Regions from separate parts of the Mus musculus genome. Here region 2 is linked to region 1. The links are chromatin loops, found by intact Hi-C in ENCODE. Cell type or tissue: heart. All regions are shown on one strand.

Evidence for each region. Peaks named below come from ENCODE experiments on the same cell type or tissue, not always from the same donor. Only the 100,000 strongest peaks of a DNase experiment are listed, where the experiment ranks them.
Region 2: a loop joins it to region 1, with 2.2 times the contacts of the local background. A loop is called at or near these places in 4 of 42 quality-filtered maps.

The regions. Positions count from the first base shown.
Region 1 is chr8:36,825,822-36,833,821 of GRCm38, forward strand. All of the region lies in intron 4 of Dlc1 (deleted in liver cancer 1), which reads right to left. Among named protein-coding and RNA genes, the nearest start is that of Dlc1, 120 kb to the right of the region's middle. In heart, a CTCF peak has its summit at 6,246 (motif pointing right); a DNase peak (open chromatin) is centred at 4,600; H3K27ac peaks cover 195 bases.
Region 2 is chr8:36,749,291-36,757,290 of GRCm38, forward strand. The region is part of intron 5 of Dlc1 (deleted in liver cancer 1); the gene reads right to left. Among named protein-coding and RNA genes, the nearest start is that of Dlc1, 200 kb to the right of the region's middle. In heart, no CTCF peak of the experiment used is centred here; no DNase peak of the experiment used is centred here; H3K27ac peaks cover 583 bases.

The sequences.
Region 1 (8,000 bases):
CTAGGTAAGAATGAGAGAATCCTGACTTTCCCATTACTACGCCAATACAGACATACATTGACATAGACTCTACATTTGAGAATAGTACGGTCACATCATAGAAACCAAGTGTAGTGTCTTGTCTGAGGTGGGGTCCTTGATGGTTAGATTCTTGTCAGTTTGACACAGACTAGGATCATCTGGGAAGAGGGAAATTCAAATGACAGAATACCTCCAGCCAAGTAGGCTGTGAGGCACTTTTTTTGATTAATGATTGAAGTAGGATGGGATAAACTGTGGGTGGTATCTTGCCTGGGCAGGTGGTCCAGGGTTGTATAAAAAAGCAGGATGAGCAAGCTGGGGGAGCAAGGCAGTAAGAAGTGTTTCTCCATGGTCTGTTTCAGTTCTTGCTTCGAGGTTCCTGCCCCAATTTTCTGTCTTGACTTCCCTTTAGGACAGACTGTGATTGGGTTGCCTAAGTCAAATAAACCCTTGGCTCACCAAGATGTTTTTGGTCATGGTGTTTTATCACAGCAATAGATAGAAAACTAGGACAGGTTTCTGAAAATGGAAGTTGAAGATTGTTCCCAATAGGGAAAAGAAAGAGGAAAGACATTCCCTATCTTGATAGCATTATTTTCCAGTTGCTCAGTCATTGAGTAATCTATGTTGCTTCTCCTTTACTTTATATATACAACAATTACTTCATTATAGAGACAGTAATCCTTTAATGTATTTTACAATCTATCCATACTTCTTCTTCTGTACCCCTTAAAATTTAATTAGGACATCACCATTTTGTATGTAGATTATTAAAACCACCTTCAAATCAATCTACTTCTCCAGAATCTCCATGTCTGTGTATTCTGACCTCATTCGCATGATATTTTTCATAAAATACTTTACCTTTGTCTGTTTTCTGTGTCTGTGTTTGTGTCTGTCTCTGTCTCCGTCTCCCTCCTTCCCTCCTTCCTTCCCTCCCTCTCTTTCTACCTGTCATAGCTAGGAGACACACTGATGCTAATGAACTGATCTACTGCTATTCTCTAAAGGTGCAGCAAGTGAGCTTCCCATTTCTACTGCTTTTGCCTGGAAACTTCTTTCCTTGGTTCTATATAGTAGATTCATCTGACCTTAACTAGTAAGCACATGGTTTTGTGCGTCATTTTTCCTTGATTCTTGCAGTGCTGAGTTAGGCATTGCAAGAATCCCACACATGCTTTCCCTAGTGAGAGCTGTCTAGCTGTTCCACTTTCTACCTATCCCCAAGGAGACTGTTGTATCTCTGGCCTCTTGAGCAGTGCTTGCATACAATGTGCACAAATAAATGATTATCAAGAAATAAACGCAGTACTTCATTTTATAATGCATCACCTTTACTAAGCAAGCACACTGCAAAAAATGTAAATAAAAAGTGCGACACCAGAAACTGTGGTGACCTGGGAATGGTGGGATCAGCTACCAAGTATGGAGAGTACGTGAGAGCTGTCTAGGTGCTCTCATCTCACTGCAGCTTTGTGGATTTTACATGTGGGAAAGAGTCCTGCCTCATTGCCATGTATATATCATTTGGTACTTCTTTTTGAAAGTGGTAAGTGTGTGTGTGCATGTATGTATGTGTGAGTGTGTGAATGTATGCGTGTATGCATGTATGTGTATATGTGCATGTATGTATCAGTGTATATGTACATCTATGTGTGTGTGTGCATGTAAATGAGTGCATGCATGGATGTGTGAGTGTATGTGTAAGTGTATGTGTAAATATGTGAGTGTGTGTGTGAGATGTGTGTGCATGTATGTACATATATATATGTGAGTGTATGTCTGTGCATATATGCGGGAATATGAAGGTGTAGATGTGTGTGCATTATGTGTGTGCATTATGTGTGTGCATGTATATGTATGCATGTGTGTATGTGTGTGTATGCGTGTATGAGTATGTGTTTTATGTGTGTGCATGTATGTGTGAGTGTATGTCTGTGTGTGCATATGTATATGCATGTGTGTGTATGTGTGTGTGCATGTATGTGTATGCATGTGTGTATGTGTGTGTGCATGCATGTATAAGTATGTGTTTTATGTGTATGTGCATTTATTTTGAGTGTATGTATATGTGTGCATGTGTGTGTCTGTATGTGTGTAAGCATATGTGTATGTTTGAGTGTGTGTGTGTTTGATAATGGAAAATAGGATACTAAGTGTCCAAAAAATTGTGATCAAATGAGGACAAATGACTTTGCTAGAGATTATTTTTATAGCCCCAGAAAAGTCTAACTCAAAGGTTCAAAATTATTCAATACCTGCTAATAAAAATTAAATATTTGTAGTAAGAACTTCTATCATTATGAATCCTTTACTCTTTGTGACTTTTTCCATACACAAGCCTTAGCATCGCTTGTGGGTTGGTGGCCAGTTTACCACATTTCAAGAAAACATGCAAACACATTCCTCAGCGCTGATGAGAAGGACCACACATCTTCAGACAGAAGGAAACCCTCCTATCAGTGTTTGTGTTTGTCACTCATGGAAGGCTAGCACTTACTCACTGACATCCGGATCATTATAACGACACCATACATGGTTCATTAACGTTCTTCATGTTTTGACTGTGTGCTCAAGTATGTCTTCATTATTTGGAGGAGAAAAGAATACTCCACTGACAGAGGAAAGTTAGCTGAGATAAACAAGATGTTTATCTTACAGGAACCAGTCATACTTAATCATTTTAATATCCCATTTAACACAAAAACTTTTGCCTCAATAGAAAAGGGCCCATGAAGTGAGTTATTGAGAAGCCAGAAAAACAAATATTCCAGGAATGTATATATTTATGTACTAGGATGTGTTCTTTGGGATATTCCTAATGAGGCACGATTGTCACAATATATCTAGCACCATCCCAGGCAGCCACCATGGGTGGGCCCAGGCCAAGCAACAGGAAAGCACACCCTCTGAAAACCACAAGGACAGCTGGGGCTCAAACCCAAATGACAGCTATTAAGTGGAGGGCAGAGAGAGGTGACCGAAATATTAATCTCCACAGGCCCCATCTCCTCAGATAATGGACACATTCACCAGTGTGGAACTGAACACAGCCCTGTATTGTGGGGGTTTCCATGCTCATGAAAGACCTCTTCATCTTTCAGTCTTCCCTGAGGTAGAATATTCCAGTCTTTCTGAGAATTCCACCCAGTACATTGTTCCTCATCTTATTGTAGGACATGGCAGACAAGGATGGCCTTTCTGGGACATGGAAATCTCATCTTCTCATTTAACCCAATTGTCCTGGTTGGGAAATTTCTCAATTGTTTATGTGTTTCTCCTTAGTACAGAAAACACACAAGAATGTGAATCAGCCTAAAGAAAAAGCTGTTGCAGGATTTAGGCAACGCACACAAATATTATGTAAAGCAGTCAATTCACCAGAAGGATTTTCATGTCTTACTCTCAAGGAACACATTGACTATGTAGATTGAGGCAGAAAAATGTCTTATTATCCTAGAAAGCTCACTATATCTTGTTCGGAGAGTTACTTCCACAAACTCACCAGACATTTGTAAATCTCTTTAAAAAGGTTAACAACAACAACAACAACAACAACAACAAAAAACCTTTAAAACTGACTTAGTTAAATCCTAAGTGAGAGAACACATAGCCTTATACACTGCAGTCGTAAATAAAACATACCTATTTTTAGAAAATGCTAGGAATGATTTATAAATTCATGGTGCTTTGTTTTATGAAAGCGGCATGCATTCTAGATTTCTGTTATTTTTCAAAAGTTAATCTAAGTGCAGCACTATAATAAAATAGAATTAAATAGAGAAAGTGTGAAGAAAAGACAAAGTATGTGGACATATAAAGTGTCACTTTCTGCATGAGCAGGTATATATAGAAACCTGAGAGCTGTATGTTTTTATGTTGAAGTTAGCCCTGTGCAATTTGACTCTGGAAATGCACGGTCGGTGGTTTTGTAGCTTTTTGTGGGCTTTGTATCAGAGTAGAGGACTCAACCTTCTGACAGAGCTTGGCAAAGGTCAGGCTGAGTGAGTCCATTCGAAATTTCTCAAATCTTCTATCAAAACTGGAAGTGCTCTCCTCCTCACCACCCCAATCATCGTCACACACGATGAGCATTAAATAGTCATTTATGCACTCTGTGCCGGGTCCCCTCGTCCAACTCAAAGAAAGCAAAGTGCCTGCAGCATTTTATGGAGTAAATAATTCATCAGAGGATTGGATAACAAAGGGAGGAAAACAGGAGGAAAACTTAGCGGACATCAGCAGCAAAGTATCTTGGAGGGAATAATGATATTCTGCTTGTCAGTGTCTGAAAAACGTTTAAACTACTGCTTTTATTCCTGCCCCAAGACAAAGCACTTAAAGACGGAGGCTTGTCTACAGTCTTGTCATCTTCCAACGGAAAAAGAGTGAGCTCTGCCTTTTACTGTGCATTACAGACCATTTTGCATTAGGCTGAACATTCCTCAACACGCTGGTGATCATTCACTTGTTTTCTTCAATCATAGGGAAAGAGTGGGATACTGCAGGTGAACGGGGCCAAATTCCTAGGATTTGCCACAGACAAGCGTCTTCCTTCCTGTATTTGTTTAAGCCTGTACTTCCTGGAGTACTGGCTCAGCAATGTGTGGAAGCAGGGCTGATGTCTGGAATCAGGGACAGGGTGAAGGCACACCCCTTCCTCGAATCCAGTGCTTCTCAGCCATCCCGGTGCTGTGACCTTTAATACCGTTCCTTATGTTGTGGTGACACTCAACCAAAAAAAAATCATCGTTGTTGCTACTTTATAATAGTAATATTGCTACGGTTATGAATTATAATGTAAATATCTGTGTTTTCAGATGGTCTTGGGTGACCCCCATGAAAGGCTCAGCAACCTTTGATGGGTTGAGAAACACTGCTCTAATCTCTGCCCAGGACTCTTTTCATCAGCTAGTCTTTGAATACTGAGAAAGAAATGGTTAGTGTAGAACACGTGAGATCAGAGTTAGCAATGGTAAGTAATTGAGAATGCAGACACATATGTGGAGCTAGGCAAGAGCTGTTTAATGGATTCACAACTATCAATGTGAGGATGGGGACACCCATTTATTCCATTTTTGATCTTCCTTTAAGATTATGCCACACGGCATCCTTTCGAAGCATTGGATAAGTAACATCCTGCTTGCATCTGTGTAAGTCATGCATGATGAAGCAGGCTCTTTCCAGTCAAGAGTCGATCCTAAAATAGTAAAAGGATCAATCTGGTGAAGGGAACTCTCATTGTGCAAAGCCTTTTCACCTGTTCAATCTTGATGACTGGCCACTTAGCAAGAAGTGTATGTATTAGCAGAATATACATGTTATGGAATAAAGAAGAAAAAAACCCACTGGAAACCATCGGGGGCAAAAGTAGCCGAGGAGCTACACAGAGGTTTCCCACATCTGCACCATGACTTGCTAGTTTTTGGTGTCTTTGAACTAAAGTATTTTTGCTGGGGTAAGTTAGGACAGAAGGATACATCACAGAGTTCCATGACTTGACCAAAAACATCTACTAATTTGCACCTACAGTTTCAAGTCTGGGACAGCATTTTGTTTCTATTTGATATTTTTGTGCCTTTGTGCAGAAACCTGGAGCATTATAAGATGTCTATTGTGCCCCATAAATGAATGACTTGGAATCACACATGAGGGAGGGAGCAATGAATAATCACAAGTCTACATAGCAAATCCAGCCACTGAAAGATGTACACTGTTTACAAAAAGTCTTCCAAAAATGTATAATATGAACAGTTATATGGGCAGATGAAATTTGCCAGACACAAAATATCTATCCACTTCATTGAAAGGAGGACATTTATGTGGTAAGCAGTTTTGTGAAGCACTGAGTCTTCTGAGAGGCCCAACTTTAAAAACAAAGTATGTAAAAATAATAACAAGCGAATATTACATGAGTTCATTATATTTTTCTATGAAATCAGAAGCCCATGAAACAAAAATCACATATTCCTGGAGGTCTTGTCTGTCTGTCCCTTGGTTCGCATTTTTTGTGTAACCCGCACTGTGTGTCATGACGTGTCATGGAATGTTCTCTGTGAAGTTTGTGTCTTACAGTTCTGAGGACTTGCTTCAGTCTGCCCAGGCTTGGCACATCAGAGTGGCAAACTCAACTGGGTCACTCCTAAAGACAAATTCTTAGTAGTTTGGAGAAAGCAAATTTGCCTGACACTGTGACCTTCTGCTATGCATGAAGTGATATAATTTGACCAGAAGATGGCAGCATTTGGAAAGGAAAAAAAATAAACAGGCAACCCATGGGAAGGGATTAAATGTATTAGAATTTCCACAAAAACAGGAATGAAGGGCAGCAACATTATTGTGAACTGTAAGACGCTTAGTTGTACAAAACACAATTTTAACAAGAAGTCAAGAAGGTTCGTTGGTAGGAAGTAGATGCACATACATCTTACAAATATCATTTTCCTGGTTTCGGGACATTTAAGAGCTATGTATTATTCTTAAAGCTATTCTAAGAGCAGCCATCTGATTTTTTGCATTTGTTTTATTTACAACAATACTGAATGTCTCTCACCATCCTGAGAGGGTAACAGAACACTCTTTTATGTGCCTGGGTTTTATAACTTTAATTTAATGTAAAAAAATGCACGGGGTAGCCGATAGGGCTAGTCTTTGCAATACTTCTTCCAAGCATACAGTGGATGGAATTACCCATAGTTCACTGTAAGTTTGTTTCCTCTGTGAAATGCAGAAACAAACTAGGAAAATAATGAAAAAAAATCACAGGCACTGAGGGGAGCAGTAATGAAAAACTGAAATAGTTTTAAGTTGTATGCTTCATGGTTTTAAATACACGCAGTCAAGATTTTCTGACTTCAAGACAATACTTGTTTCATTTATGATCTGTCTGTCTGTCTGTCTGTCTGTCTATTCATTCATTCACTTTACATCCCAATCACAGCAATTACCTTCTGCCAGCCCCCTCCTCACAAGCCCCTCCTCGTATCCCCCCTGCCTTTCACCTCTGCAAAGCAGGGAGGTCCCTCTAATGGAACCCACCTACTCTGTCACCTCAAGTCACCATAGGGCTAAATATATCTCAAAACAATATTTTAATGACAAATACTAGTAAGTATTCTGTAAGAGAATATTATAGTCAATATTCTATTATTTCAACAAGTTTTAGAGAAATGTCCTTTGCTCTAGAGTTTGAACGTACACAGTATCCATGAGGCTGCTGCCAGTGCTGCTGCTGCTAAGACTCTGTCATCTTTACCCATCTGAGCCAGCCTGACCTAATTCTCTCGCCTGCTGCTGACTTGGCCATTAGAGAGTCAGTAAGATACTTAGCATCTGGAGAGCTCCCTGCCACTTCCAGATCTGCACCCAAACTGAACCTGCCGTGAGATACCTTCCTCATCTCTGTGCATGAGATCGCCTGACCAGGATGAAAGGGACTTCACGAGCTCTCCTTAGAGCTGACAGAAATCAGACCCAACAACAGACAGGCAAGCTGGGTGTGCTAATGCACACCTCCAAGGCCAGCTTTTGGGAAGGCGAAACAGGAGACTTTACAAGTTGAAGACCAGCCTGGGGTACATTCTGGGCTGCGGTGCAAGGCTTGCTTAGCATGTGTAAGGCCTTGGGTTTGATCCCTAGTATTGCCCTTCTGTCAGTCTAGGCAAACTGATGAACAATCGGAGTTATTATTCCTGGAGCAATACTATGATCTATTTTAAACCAGCCGTCATACGTTTGTTTTATTGTATCCACATTTGGTATGTGTAACAGGGTCATGTGTAAGTCATTGCACAAACGGCGTTGAAATATTTTGACAGGTCACCTGATAAGTATGTGTTTGGACACTATTTTTAAAGAAACTTCTTTCATATTTTCTCCCTTTTCTGCAATTATAAATCACCATACATCTTTGGGATGTCTGCATTTATTTCTACTTCTGGTTATATACAGTTTTAGGAAGGCCAAAAAGACAGCACCAT
Region 2 (8,000 bases), 77 kb before region 1:
GGTGGCTCATATTTGTCATAGTACATCTTTCCGAGGACGAAAGATCCTGTTTTAGAAAACCTAGGTGTTGAAATCCTGACTTAACTAAAAGAGATAGATAGATAGACAGACAGGCAGATAGATATTGAGAAAATAGTAGGGTTGTAGAAGAAAACATTACAGAAATGCTCCTGTGTAAGTATATTCTTTCATTAAGGACAAATTGCATAGAATATGTCTAAAAAAATTCAGAGTTTTTCTATCAAAGTTTTTTTTTACTTAAAAGTCTGTACTAGGTATCACGCTCATATTTTTGGCTCATAATTTCCTTAGATAAACACATTTTTCTTTCTTTAATTGGATATTTTATTTATTTACATTTCAAATGCTATCTCCTCTCCTGGTTTTCCCTCTGTAACCCCTCTATCACAACCCCTCTTACCCTGCTTCTAAGAGGATGTTCTCCCCACCCACCCACCCACTTCTGCCCCACTGCCCTAGCATTCCTCTATACTGGGGCATCGAGCCTTCATAGGACCAAGGGCCTCCCTTCCCATTGATGTCAGGTAAGGCCCCTTTGGCTCTTTCAGTCCTTCCCCTAACTTGTCCATTGGGGTCTCTGTGCTCAGTACAGTGTTGGCTTCAAGCATTAGATAAACACATCTATTGTTTATATTCCTCCATCTTGTGAGCTTACAGTGCTAGGTATTATTGATTAGTATCTAGATATTTAATTTTAATGAGGAAACATGAGTGTATAGTGTACTGAAGATGTAAAATTACTGGGAGCAGTGGCACTGTAATGAAATTACAATGCAGATTTAAAACACAGCAGTTTCCTGGGATACAAGTAAATTGGTTTTAAAAGACAGAAAACATCTACTTGCTGAAGAGGACAAAGAAACTCCCATATCTTATAAACAGGTATGGTGCTGCTGACTTGGATAAATGGTACTGAAAGAAGATGAAATGGAAAGATATTCAGTGTGCTAAAACATAATTTTGATTCAGAAATATGATTTTTTGTCACATAAAAGACAATATCTTTGTGAAAACTCATGATTTTATCAAGCATTCACTATATTCTCAGATGTTGCTAGATTTTATAAGAATAGATAAATAGGAAAATAGAGACTAGTTCTTTATAGTGGCTGGTTATGACACATTCTGAGACCCAAAGCATACTCATTATGGTATATACTTAGTTTGAAAACACGTATATTAGAAATAGGAAATGATGTAAAGTCTCAGAGAGAGATAAGCATCAGAACTCTCAGAGACAGATTGGCCATAATTATCTAGTCATAGAAATTTGGGGATGGATGTCTAAGCACCCAGGTGTACACAGTTCATTTGTATTGTATCCAACCAATAGAGTCAAGCAGGTAGTGATCCAGACCAATTCTGCTGGTGTGGCAGTCGCCTCCCAAGAACTGGATCAGACAGCTAGGGACAAACAGTCCATATTTTAGATGTACCGAATTCTGTGATGCAATCTTGCTATTCTGTTCTCTCCTACCTGGAATGTGAACCATTCCCAGCCAGCATATTTACATTGTACTCACTAGACCTTGTTTGCTCTTGAATAGCTTATGTCTAGAAAACAAGCCAAGTATAGAGGAGATTCTATACTACCTACGGTTTCAAACATTCATCGGAGGTTGTATATTATATTCTCTATGGACAAGAGACTACTATATATACTCATAATGAAATATTCAGCACCTAAAAGAAGTTACCAATCCCTGACAAGCGTTGGAGGGGCTTAAATGTATATCACTCAGTGCCCCATGTCATCATGTCCTTTGTTTTGACTTGACCAAAGGAATATCACACTTTGAACCATGCTCCCCACTCAATATTGCTGTGCTCCCCACTCAATATTGCTGTGCTCCCCACTCAATATTGCTGTGCTTCCCGCCCAGTACTGCTCTCAACTTAAAACTGCAGTGGAAAAAGAAGTGCTCCTTTATTACCTCAGCTCCTTCTCGGTGCCCAGCACCGTATTCAGTAATGTTTCAAATGATAATTTGGAGGCTAATTTTGATATCTTGGATAATATGCAAAAGTAGGGTAAACAAAACAATCAAGCCATATCACAACCCATCTAGGATGAGGGACATAAACAGCTGGTATAGGGAAAGTCTGCATACTACAGCTGTAACATTCCCAACAGTGTGAAATTAATTTGGGCATGGGTTATGATAGGAGATGTCACAGAGAATCCACAGCAAGTCTTTGGAGGGACAGAGAAGAGAATTTCTAGGAGGGAAACACAAGTCTGAAGGCCATGGCAGATGGAGAAGATTCAGGGGAAGAAAAAAAATCTGAAGTTGTTACCATGGCAACAGCAGAAGGCACATGTTAAAAGAGGAAGGTCAGAAAGGAAGGGTAAGGCCAGGTTATGGAAAAATGGATTCATCAGCTCAGGCATCTTGGCATTTAGGCATTTGATGAATCCACAGTTTGACCCTGGGTCCCTTAGGAGCTGCACTGAGTCTTGGCTCTTCTTTCCCTCTGATGCAGGACACAGGCAGGCACCTCTCAAGCAGGGAAGCTAGATAATTAAGGAAATGTTTACCTGCTGAGCATCTGTTCACAGTGCAGGCATGCTGTTCTTTAACCCAGACTATCATTTAGGAACACATACCAACTCAAGCACCTGCTACACTACTGGTCTCAGAAGTACAGGAAAAAAAAAAGATGTCTCCTTTCAGGAAATCACAGGACAGTGGTACACATACCTGATGAATACACCCAAGCAAAGCACAGACTTAAAGATAGGAAGACTAAAGAAGCCAGGAGCCGGGCTGTTGTCCCTCACTCACCCTTCCTTAAATCCATAAAAAGAATGGAATTAATCTTCCCATTAAGGGGAATATTACAACATGAGCCAATGGGAGTCACTGGGATGTGTTTTCTACGAAAGCCCGTGGTTGACAAATTTTGAAAGCAAACACATTGCCCTGCAGTGATTGGTGAATGAGGCTCCTTAGTGACTATTCCGGTTAGGCAGAACGTGTGGAACTCTATCGTTTCTACCTGGCTACATTAATTAAGACAAAATAGATTCCCTTATCCAGGATCCATTCTTCCTGTGATTAATTTTCCAGACAGTCTGCACTCAATATCAAGAGGAACACCAGCTTTTAATTGGGCATCAGTTAATTCATTTTTTTTTAAATGACAACTCATGATTTTGCTCTTAGACCATGTACCAAAGTCCTGTCTTAATCCTTCAACACAAATGGTCATTAACCCAGTGGAAGAGATGCTGATTTCAAACTCTTGCCAACAGAAAAACAAATTAAAGTTATTATAGGCAATAGATATTAATTAAGGGAAGAATGCATAGGTCATTTCATCTCCAAAAGGTCAAGGTCATTTTTTTTTTGTTATGTGTAACTTCCAAATTAAATGCACCTTCCAGAGAGATCACAGTCAATATATAACTACCTGTGTGTATCTCTCTATATTCATATCATTAATGAAACTACTGAATCACTGCCCATGTGTGAGAAATTCTACAGAGGCAGTTAAAGAGCACCCAAGAAAAGATCATTGCAAGTTAAACTCAATGAACGTTCTTCTTTTGTTTTCTAAATAACGTGGAAACAAAGGTGCCTTTTGTATTGATCATTCTTCAAGAAAGATGAGTGATGTGTTAATTTTTCTGTAGCTGAAATGCTGGTAGCAGTTGTTCTGGTTAGCTTTCTGTCAGGTTGGCATCATTAGAGTTATTTCAGAAGAAGGAACTACAGCTGAGAAGATGGCTTCATCTGTCTGTCCTGCAGGCAAGACTGCGAAGCATCTTCTTAGTTATTGATTAATGTGGCAGGGTCTAGACCATTATGTGTGATGCTACCCATGAACTGGTAGTCCTAGATGTATAAAAATATATACTGAGCAATTCAGGAGGAGCAAGCCAATAAGCATTACTACTTCATGGCCTGTACACCATCTCCTGCTTCCACTAGGTTCATACCTTCAGTTCCTGCCTTATCTGTTCATAGTAAACTGTGTCTTGGAATATGTAAGCCAAACACACCTTTTCTTCTTTCCAAGTTGTTTTTCCCCTACCCCTCACCCCCACCAGTCCCAGCAACAGAAAGCAAAATGAGTGTGGTGGTTTGAATAGGTTTGACCCCCCCCACAGGCTCATGTGTTTTTATGCTTGGCCCATGGGGAGTACCATTATTAGGAGGTGTGGTCTTGTTGGAAATGTGTCCCTGTGGAGTTGTCTTTGAGGTTTCCTATGCTCAAGCTCCACCCAGCATGGAAAACAGTCTTCTTCTGCTGCCTGCAGATCAAGATGTAGAACTCTCAGCTCCTTTTCCAGCCCCATGTCTGCCTTGACTCTGCCATGCTTTTTGCCATGATGATAATGGACTGAACCTCTGAAACTGTAAGCCAACCCCAGTTAAATGTCTTCTTTTATAAGAGTTGCTTTGGTCATGGTGTCTCTCACAGGAATGGGAACCCTAACTGAGACAGTAAGACACTGATTAAAACACTGAAGTACAAAACTCTTCCCTCTGCCCATGTTGGTAGTACTCAGTTACCTCTTCATGTCACCAATAGCCAGTCCTTCCCAGAAGAGGAGTACAATGTCCACGAACTTTTTCAGAAAAGAAATATTAACTTTGTCAAATACCACGAAATGTCCTGCTTATCAATATCCTGGCAATTAACCGACTTCCCACAGGAACCTCTTGGTTTGCCAAATAAGCAGACTTTTCCAAAAATATTTTTAATGCATTTGCTCTGTGTGGGATGCCATGCTGTATGTCAGAGATGAAATGGGAGGCATGACTTTTCATCATTGTGACAATAACTATAAAGGCAATTTAGATGGAGGGGGGACTGATTTTGGTTCATGCTTTTAGAGACTACACTCCAAGGTCAGTTTTATCTATTGCTTTGACCCAGGAATGAGATGGAATCTCAGGATGGTGGAAGCTTGTGGTGGAGAGTGACTCAGATCATGGCATCTATGAAAAAGAGGAGACAAAATGTGGCCAAGGTAAGGAATACCCTTCAGTGGCGTGCCTCCAGTGACCAACGTCTTCTTAACCAGGACCCTGAATTCCACAGTTCTACTATCTTCCAAGAGTCTCCTAAAATTTCGAATGTGTTAATGGATTGAACCATTGATTAGGTCAGAGCCCTCATGATCCAATCATGTCTACAACCCCCTCATAGATACATAGAGTCCTGCTTTGCTGCATCTCTATAAGATGCTACAGTCATCTCTCTTTCATTTAAGTTTCCAATTATGTTAGAAGGAGCTTTATAAATTCATAGACAGAAGTACATCTTAAGAATCACTAAATACTGAAAGAAGAATATAACAAAGTAGGACCTTCAGCTGTAAAGAGCTGGGGGGAGAATATGAAGCAGACAGAACTTAATAGAAAATACCTATCAGTATTGGTTGAAATATAATGGAGAAAAATAGCTATAATAAAATTGTTTTTACTTAATTAGCAATATGCTAAAAATAGAAGATAAGAAATATTTAAAAACTGTATTTCAAAATATTCCGTAGTCAAGAATTTGGCATTTAAGACACACACACACACACACACACACACACACACACACACACACACACACACACAGAGAGAGAGAGAGAGACAGAGACAGAGACACACACAGACACATATGTTAAAGAAATTCCTGATACCTGGAAGCTAATGTGATTCTTCTCAATAGCCCACTCAAACACAGCCAACAGTTTACAGTAGATTTGAGAGAAACTGTGGAGTTATGTGTGGGCATACCCTAAATTCTTTCCTCATAAGAAAGCAGGAAAGTAGAGACCATAAAACTTAAAAAAAAATAATGCTGCAAGTGAGTATTTATATGCTATTTGTATAAAAGTAGTTTAAGTCACTTTTCTGAGAGTGAAAGTGGAAAGGGCATTTGGAACTTTGACTAGAGCTGAGCCCAGCCAGATAGAGACAATTTTTAGATCACATGGACACTGGGCAAGCAGCTAAGGGTCTTAGGAAGAACTTCACTTAGAACTAGAAGATCATACAGTGGGCTTTGACAGCATCACAGAGATTTAAGCAATTGAAGATTTAAATATATTTTCAATATATTCATGTATTTACTAAACATCAAACACTTAGAGTAATGCCAGGCACTAGGATACAGAGCTGAATAAAACAAATTTCTGTCTTTTAAGATGCTTGTAGTTTATTTGGTACAGGGGACAGAAATTAAACTAATGCTATTGGTATTAAGCTGGAGACAGGAAACAGTGACGTTTTGCAAAGAATTCTGAAATTGGGTGGCCCTTTTATTTTCTTCCAATCAAAGTTAGTTTGCAGATTCTCACACTGATAACTGGTAACAACTATCTCTAATAATCAGACCAGGAAAAGGGCAAGTGTCTTTTTATTTTAGTTTTTTTTGGGGGGGGGAAATGGTTGTCTTTTAAAAATGTTTTCATCTCCATTTCCCTTTTTACTGATCAAAGTAAAATGCCAAGGAAATGAATACCAAATGTCACCCAGTCCGGGTTTTGTTCTCTACTGTGTTTACAAGGAGTGTGGATCGAAATGACGGAAACCTGAGATTTCTCTTCTCGCCCCTTTGTCAAAAAGCAGTGTTTGTTTGCTTGTTTGTTTTCTGCTTTGCTCGCTACACTAAGTTTGCAGAGAGTGCGGCTCCACTCTATCGTTTTGAAAGATAGCTTTCACAGGAGTTTCAGGCTGAATTATTCATTATCTTGATTTCTAGCATTTTCATGGCCCACCAAATAACCTCAAGGCAGGAGAACAAACATTCTATGAAACACAACCAAGGACTCCAGCCAAAGTTAGATTCTAAGTCATTTTCCTCATTGGTACCCTTCGATCATTCGTGTGGGGTACATCTCCAGCTATTGCTGCTACTGCTAATCAATTACTTGGTTGAGATACTTGGCAGCTGTGGAGAAAAGTAGGGGCAAAGGAGGAAGGAGAGAGAAAGTTAAACACCAATTTTAGAAGAGTGTTAACTCTCATCACTGTTAGTGAACTGGAAGTCTTTTTCTGATTATAGTGGTTTGATTAAACAGGACACAACACCCGAAAGGAAGCTGATTTTTCTAGTTTCATGGGACACAAAGACAGCATTGTTGACTAAGACAGGCCTGGGGAGGAGGAAAAGAGGATAAGTAGGCAAGATAAGGAACTGCAGCAGAAAGCACACAGCCTGTTCCCAGGAGCAGAGACCGAGGGCTGGCTCTGCCTGCATAATGATTCATTATGGAGGTGATAGTTCTGTCGGATCTAATAAACTGCAACAGATTAGCAGATAGTGCCATGTTGGCTAACCACAACGGGCACAGACGACTGTGTGAGCTGACAGAAGGTGTTTTGAGATTGGATTTTAGCATGAGACACTTCACCACAAACTGCAGTATTCTTCACGTGCATCCTGAGAGATCATTTTAGTCACTAAGTTGTTTCTATTTTCTGAGCTACTTCATGCTTCTGTAATACCAACATTCAAACTCACTGGTATAAATATATTTCTCCTCCACCGGATCTAATGTAAATATTTTTATTCGTAATGAAGAAAAACAACCTTTATCTTTTTTTTTTTCCAAATTGGACATCTTTCAGTTTCTAACTTAGTTCTTATTTACCATCCCTATTTTATTTATTTATTTATTTATTTATTTATTTATTTATTTATTTATTTAAATAAGAAAACATTTAGCCATGCAGTAGTGGCACACACCTTTAATCCCAGCACTTGGGAGGCAGAGGCAGGCGGATTTCTGAGTTCGAGGCCAGCATGGTCTACAAAGTGAGTTCCAGGAGAGCCAGGGCTATACAGAGAAACCCTGTCTCAAAAACAAACAAACAAACAAACAAACAAAAAACAAAAAACAGAAACAAAACCAAACAAACAACCCCCCCCAAGACCCCCCAAAACAAAAAACCATTTATATGTCACATCAAGGCAAAAGGAGAGAGATAAAAAAATTATCAGGCATTCTCTGGTTGGATGTGGTGACTCTA